Linked DNA regions of Mus musculus: region 1 is linked to region 2. The links are chromatin contacts, found by Hi-C or POLR2A ChIA-PET in ENCODE. All regions are on one chromosome and are shown on one strand. The core of a region is the stretch at or near the end of the contact, and the rest is flanking DNA. Distances in the headings are between cores, read along the strand shown.

Region 1 (2,744 bases), core at 51-2,550, 42 kb before region 2:
CCAGCCTGGTCTACAGAGTGAGTTCCAGGACAGCCAGGACTACACAGAAGGACTCTTGTCTCTGGAAAAAAATATAAAAATATAATATATATGAAATATATAAATATATAATGGTGAAGCCTTTCTCCAGCCCAGCCCTCTAGACACCTATACCCCTCCCTAAAATCACGTGAAATGTTTGGTTTCTTATTTATTATTCAATAATCTATCTCACTGATATTTTTATATTTATCTATTTGGGTTGTGTTGGAGACAGGGTCTCTCTATGTAGCCCTTTTTGTCCTGGAACTTGCTATGTAAACCAGGCTGAGCTTGAACTCACAGAGATCTGCCTGCCTCTGCCTCCTGAGTACAAGTACAAAGAGACTAAAGGCATCCAGAACCTGGCCTGGCTCTTATTTTTATTTATGTACATTTGTTTAACTTACTGTCTCAAGACTATCCTGTCATGCACACTGTTTTAGAGTTTTGTGTAGCCAGCTAATGTATACAATTGTGCTTTCACCTTGGTGGGAGTGTATCTGAGGTATATACCTCAAAAGGTAGGGTTGTTGGATCAACATAAATGTATGTTAGCAATTTGAAAAAAATTAGTGTCCCTCCCCCACAGTTTACAAAGAAACTCTTTTCATGTCCCTTTTCTCCCAGTATTTCAACAGTATGATTACAAACATTCTCTTCAGAGCCATCTTAATTTAGCTAGGTTTGATAAACACTTACTAAAGACATAAATGGTTTTAAACCCCTTACATGGCCCCTCTCCCTTACATGGAAATTCAGGGCCTTGTTATCCCCATCTGTCAGGTCACAGGATCTAGGTGCAGATAAGAGCAGCTTGCACCGGTTCACTTACACAGGGGTGAATACCATAGCAAGACCTGAGCTGTTCCCTTCAGAGGCACGGCTTCCAGAGCCTGCTGGAAAGATCAGGCAAAGCCCAGCTCACCGGCCACCTTCAGGGGACGACGCTTCTATTCCAGGAGAAACTGCATTTGCTGGCTGGATTTTCATTCTGATGTTTTGTGAGTTGTTTAGATAAGCAGCAGCAGGCTCCCCGGGAGATCTAGAGCATGGGGTGTGGGCTCCCTGGGGTGGGAGGGCTTTAGAAAAGAATGCGTTTATTCCTGCAGAGATTCCATAGCCCGGCTACTCGCTGTCTAGCCCAGCAGCTGTACTGAAATGTCAGATGGATTTGTCCAGATGACTCAAGTTGCCAAAAAGGGACTCATGTAGTAGTTCCACAACTTGACTCTGCCCAGAAAACCTTGCTTAATATAGATCCCACATGAGCTGAGCTATAGTCACTCCCAGCAGCTCAACCAACACCATTGAGTGAGAAAATCTCTCAAGGGTGGGTTGGCCTAAGATATTTGTTAATTAGAAGACACTGAGGTGTTTGCATACTGATTCCTTCTTTAAAATATATCATATTGGATTATTTCTTCTTTTCTGGTGATCTAGAAACAGATAGAAAAAAAGTAAACTATGTCGGGGCACAGCAGGAATTCGGAGCAAGAAGACACCCTTAGTGAGGAGCTCGATGAAGACGAACTCCTAGCCAACTTATCCCCTGAAGAGCTGAAGGAACTGCAGTCAGAGATGGAAGTCATGGCCCCTGACCCCCACCTTCCTGTGGGGATGATCCAAAAGGATCAAACAGACAAGGCACCCACAGGAAACTTCAACCATAAGTCTCTCGTTGATTACATGTATTTGCAAAAGGCGTCTAGACGCATGCTGGAAGATGAACGAGTTCCTGTCAGTTTTGTGCAGTCTGAGGTAACCAGGGATCTGTGTGGGACACAAATGGCTGCCGGGACTGGGCTGGCAGGGTAGTGTTTTGCAATTGTGATTTCTCAAGACTGAATGAAATGTGTGATTCTGTTTTGGATTTTGGCACACCTAAATTAAATTATAATATTAAGTTCTAGCCCAGGCTGTAACTTTCTGAAAAAATAGTATAATTGCAAGGTAGTGGGGAGAAGGTGATAACCTCTTGTCAGTGTTTCTCTTTCAACATTGGCACCAGGGTCTCTGTGTGGAGTTGGTGGTCTGTAGCCATGAATGACATGTAATGGTTTAACACAGAAACAGCTCTTCTGTCTTTTTTTTTTTTTTTTTGGCTTCTCCTTTTGAGAAGCTTGTCCAAATTCTACTCCACATTTCTCCAGACTACTTATGCACATACGATATTTTACATATAATGTCAAAGATTCCCCACTTCTGAAGAAATCTGGCCATACACTAAGCCAAACCCAAGACTGAAAACGTGGGCACACTGTATGTGCATTGGGCATCAGTGATGACACCTGAAAATTGATGTCTAAGAAGGAATCTTCAAGAGAGTCCTCTCTTGAGATACTTATCTAAAAACTAGAGCTGGCATGAGTTTTGTATAAAGCACAGTTAAAATTTAATTACATTTTTTTATTATTAGGTGTGTGTGTGTGTGTGTGTGTGTGTGTGTAAGTGTGTGAGTGTGTGTGTAGGTCAAGCGAGGTGGCAGGTACCTTTACCTGATAAGCCGTCTTGATGGTTCTAAAGGACAAATTTTAATGTTGCACTTAAAAATGATTGAGAAGAAAGAAGACAGATTTCTTATGTATGGTTTCTTTGGGGCCACCTGCTAGACACAGGTGCATGTTGTCACATTGGTGTGATAGAAGACAGTAGTGAGCATTAAGCAGAAACTGAAGTCCAGGAAATAAATTTCAGGCTTGATCAGACCAGAGCTTATCGTGTCC
Region 2 (2,745 bases), core at 177-2,676:
ACCACGCCTGGAAATGAGGAAGCTTGCCAGTCTCCTCCGTGCTGTGAGTTTGCTCCTTTTGAGGCTCAGCAAATGCCATGTGTCCCTGGGCCAGAATTCAAGTCTGATTCATCTTGGTGCGCTCAGAGCTTGGCGTGGGATCTGGTGCCCAGAGGTAGCTAAGTAAATAAGCCAGCTAACCTCAGGCCAACTTAAGACAGCGCCTTATCACGCACCCCTTCCTAAGAGCCCCGAGTGTGCATCTCTTCTCTCTCCTTTTTGGGATTGTTTTTTGTTTTTCTCCCTAGCAGCTTCTCTTTCTCTTTGGGTTTGTTCGGAAAGAGAAACCTTAGAAAAGGACTTCTTTTAGGGCAAGAGGGTGTTTTGTAAAACCTTCTATTTAAATTCGTATAAGAGATAATAAAATGGCGAATATAACCATTTATTTTGTTAAAAGGTGGAAGAAGCATTTTTAAAGGGTAACCTACAAGGAAAAACAGCTTCTCAGGAAACAGGTGCGGAAATGTGTACGTGTATGTGCGCCAGAATGTTCACGTATAACCTTACTTAGCACAGGAAACTTCTTAACCAGCATCGAAAAGGCCTTCAGAGATGTTTAAGACCCCAGGCTAAGGAGCAAAGCTAAAGCGACCGTGTCCGGCAACTTCTAGGGGAAAAGAAAATGTCAGGGGGCCTCGTTTCCAGAGTCACCTCACAGGGGAAGATGCGCCACCAGGAGACTCGCATCCGCCTGAGCGGAAGCTCAGTTCTATGTACAGTATAGACAGACATTAGCCGGAGAGGCCACTTAAACACAGCCCTGGGTCCACACCCTGTCACTCCAGGCTTTGCTAGGCAGCCCCAGGACAAGGTTACAACACCACCACATTTTTTCTTATTTTTAAAACACCCACTGTGCTACAAACATCTGACAGGCGAATATCTTCAGCACGGGGACGTGGGAGGGGGTAGTTCTCATTGTCCCAAGTTCTCAGCGTTTTCCTCACCTCTTCCCTCCCAGGGTCCCTGCTCAAGCCTCTAGAGCAAAAAGAGAAAGAAAGGGGACCTCAGAGAGCTGTGGCCTCGCCCTGAGAACAAGTTTCCACTGGGTGGGCCACTTCCCGAGACCCTTCCCTGAGGCAGGCGCTCCGTGTGGACCTAGTCTTGCATTTCGCGATCTTGTCCTCGTGGTCCCTACGTCCTGACCCTGGACAGGTGCTCCAGGCAGAAGACCCCACTTACCCAACAACCGAAATCATCATGGCAGCCACCACCAGGTAGTTGGTCTGGTAATAGAGCAGATTGCTCACTACACGGTTGTTCCATTTGGAAATGTCCCTGAAGTCCGGCCGGGCGAAACGATCAGAGCCCGGGAAGAAATCGTCCCAGGCACGGAGCGGGGCGAGGTTCACGTCCATGTTCCTCTGCTTCGCGAGCTTCGCCTTCGGAATCTGGAGGCGGCGGCAGCGACAACCAGCTGGATGAAAGATGACAGCGGGTCCTTCGGATTGGTTCTGCGGTTAAAGCACGGCAGGGCTCAGAAAATTGGCTGCGGGCGGGTGTGTTGGTCTGTCTGTGATTGGCTGGAAGTGGTTAGTGACTCAGAGCAGTGGGCTTTATCCAATGTTAGGACAAAAAGTAACTAGCGGAAATCCCCTACCTAAACTAAAGGTGGTGTCAGTTCTCTCTGGCAGTTTAAATACAAACCATCTCTTTTTAAACACATCGCTTGTGTGTGTTCTTTGCCCTGAAGGGAGAAAAAAAAAAAAAAAAAAAAAAAAAAAAAAAAAAAAAAAGCAGCTGTTCAGCTGTCAATATAAGTGGAATGGAATGGAAGCCGGCCTCAGTGTCACTGAAGTCCGGTATTGCTAATCTCCCCACATATGCGTGCAATTTTCATGAGTCACTTTGTGTGAAATCACACTAGAAAAAAAAAAAATGGGAGCAAGGGTTTGACTGAAGTGAACTGAAATAAAGTGATTGCCAGCTCGCCTTTTTCTTCGCCCTTCATTTCTGCTGTCCTGTGGCAAAATTACTGAACCGTTGTGCCATCGTTATAGATAGAAGATAGATAGAAGCGGATGACTTCACTTCTTCCTGAGCGAGCTCTTAGCAGCTTCAAAGCAGACAGCTGCTGGAGGTGCTCTGTGTTCCTGGGCAGAAACATGGCTTCCCAGGCCAGAAAGGTTTCTTAGTTTTATTCCAATATTAAACAAATAACATTTACCTAAGAAAACAACTTCTACAAGACCACCAAGCTACACAACCATAACACATACACAGAGAACCTAGCACAGACACACGTAGGCCCTGTGCTAGCCGCTTCAGTTTCTGTGAGCGCCTATGAGCCCTGCTTAGTTGATGCTGTGGGTTGTTTTCTTGTGGTGTCCAGGATCCCCCTGACTCCTAGGCTTCTAAGATGGCAGTGCCTAAGGTAACAGTGTTTCTAAATTTGCAACTGTTAATTTTTAACCAAACTCAAAGTGCTCTACTAAGACCACCAACTTACCCTAAAACAAAGAGTAGTAAAATATACTTGAGGCGAAGTCAGACTTAGTTGTTTAGCTGATTAGAAAGGCAGTTGAGGAAATCATTGGGGGCTTTATGAAAATGTCTTCTGCCACTGGTGTTTAGGATAGCCTGGCAATGGACTCCAGCAATTTACTTTGGAGAAAAGTAGTTCCTAAAAAATCAAAACAAAACTAATTTATTGTGAATGAATGTCTTGCCTGCATTGTGTATGTGCTGTACCCGCATGCTTTGTGC

What was found. Hi-C counts contacts between places; a loop is a spot of excess contacts on that map. ChIA-PET counts read pairs that join two places held with the same protein, here RNA polymerase II (POLR2A).
Region 1: a loop to region 2 is called in a map of gastrocnemius, with 4 times the contacts of the local background. The contact joins the promoter of Lmod3 here to the promoter of Arl6ip5 in region 2. A Hi-C loop is called at or near these places in 7 of 37 maps with a recorded cell type or tissue (gastrocnemius and heart). POLR2A ChIA-PET finds 5 or more read pairs at or near these places in 3 of 5 experiments (Patski and embryonic stem cell).

The regions. Positions count from the first base shown.
Region 1 is chr6:97,251,313-97,254,056 of GRCm38, reverse strand. It overlaps Lmod3 (leiomodin 3 (fetal)), which reads left to right and starts at 1,300. Exons shown (of 3, transcript NM_001081157.2): 1 at 1,300-1,779. The coding sequence starts at 1,486. It overlaps Gm32191 (a long non-coding RNA gene), which reads right to left and starts at 1,153. Exons shown (of 4, transcript XR_869294.2): 1 at 947-1,153.
Region 2 is chr6:97,209,473-97,212,217 of GRCm38, reverse strand. It overlaps Arl6ip5 (ADP-ribosylation factor-like 6 interacting protein 5), which reads right to left and starts at 1,426. Exons shown (of 3, transcript NM_022992.2): 1 at 1,222-1,426. The coding sequence starts at 1,397.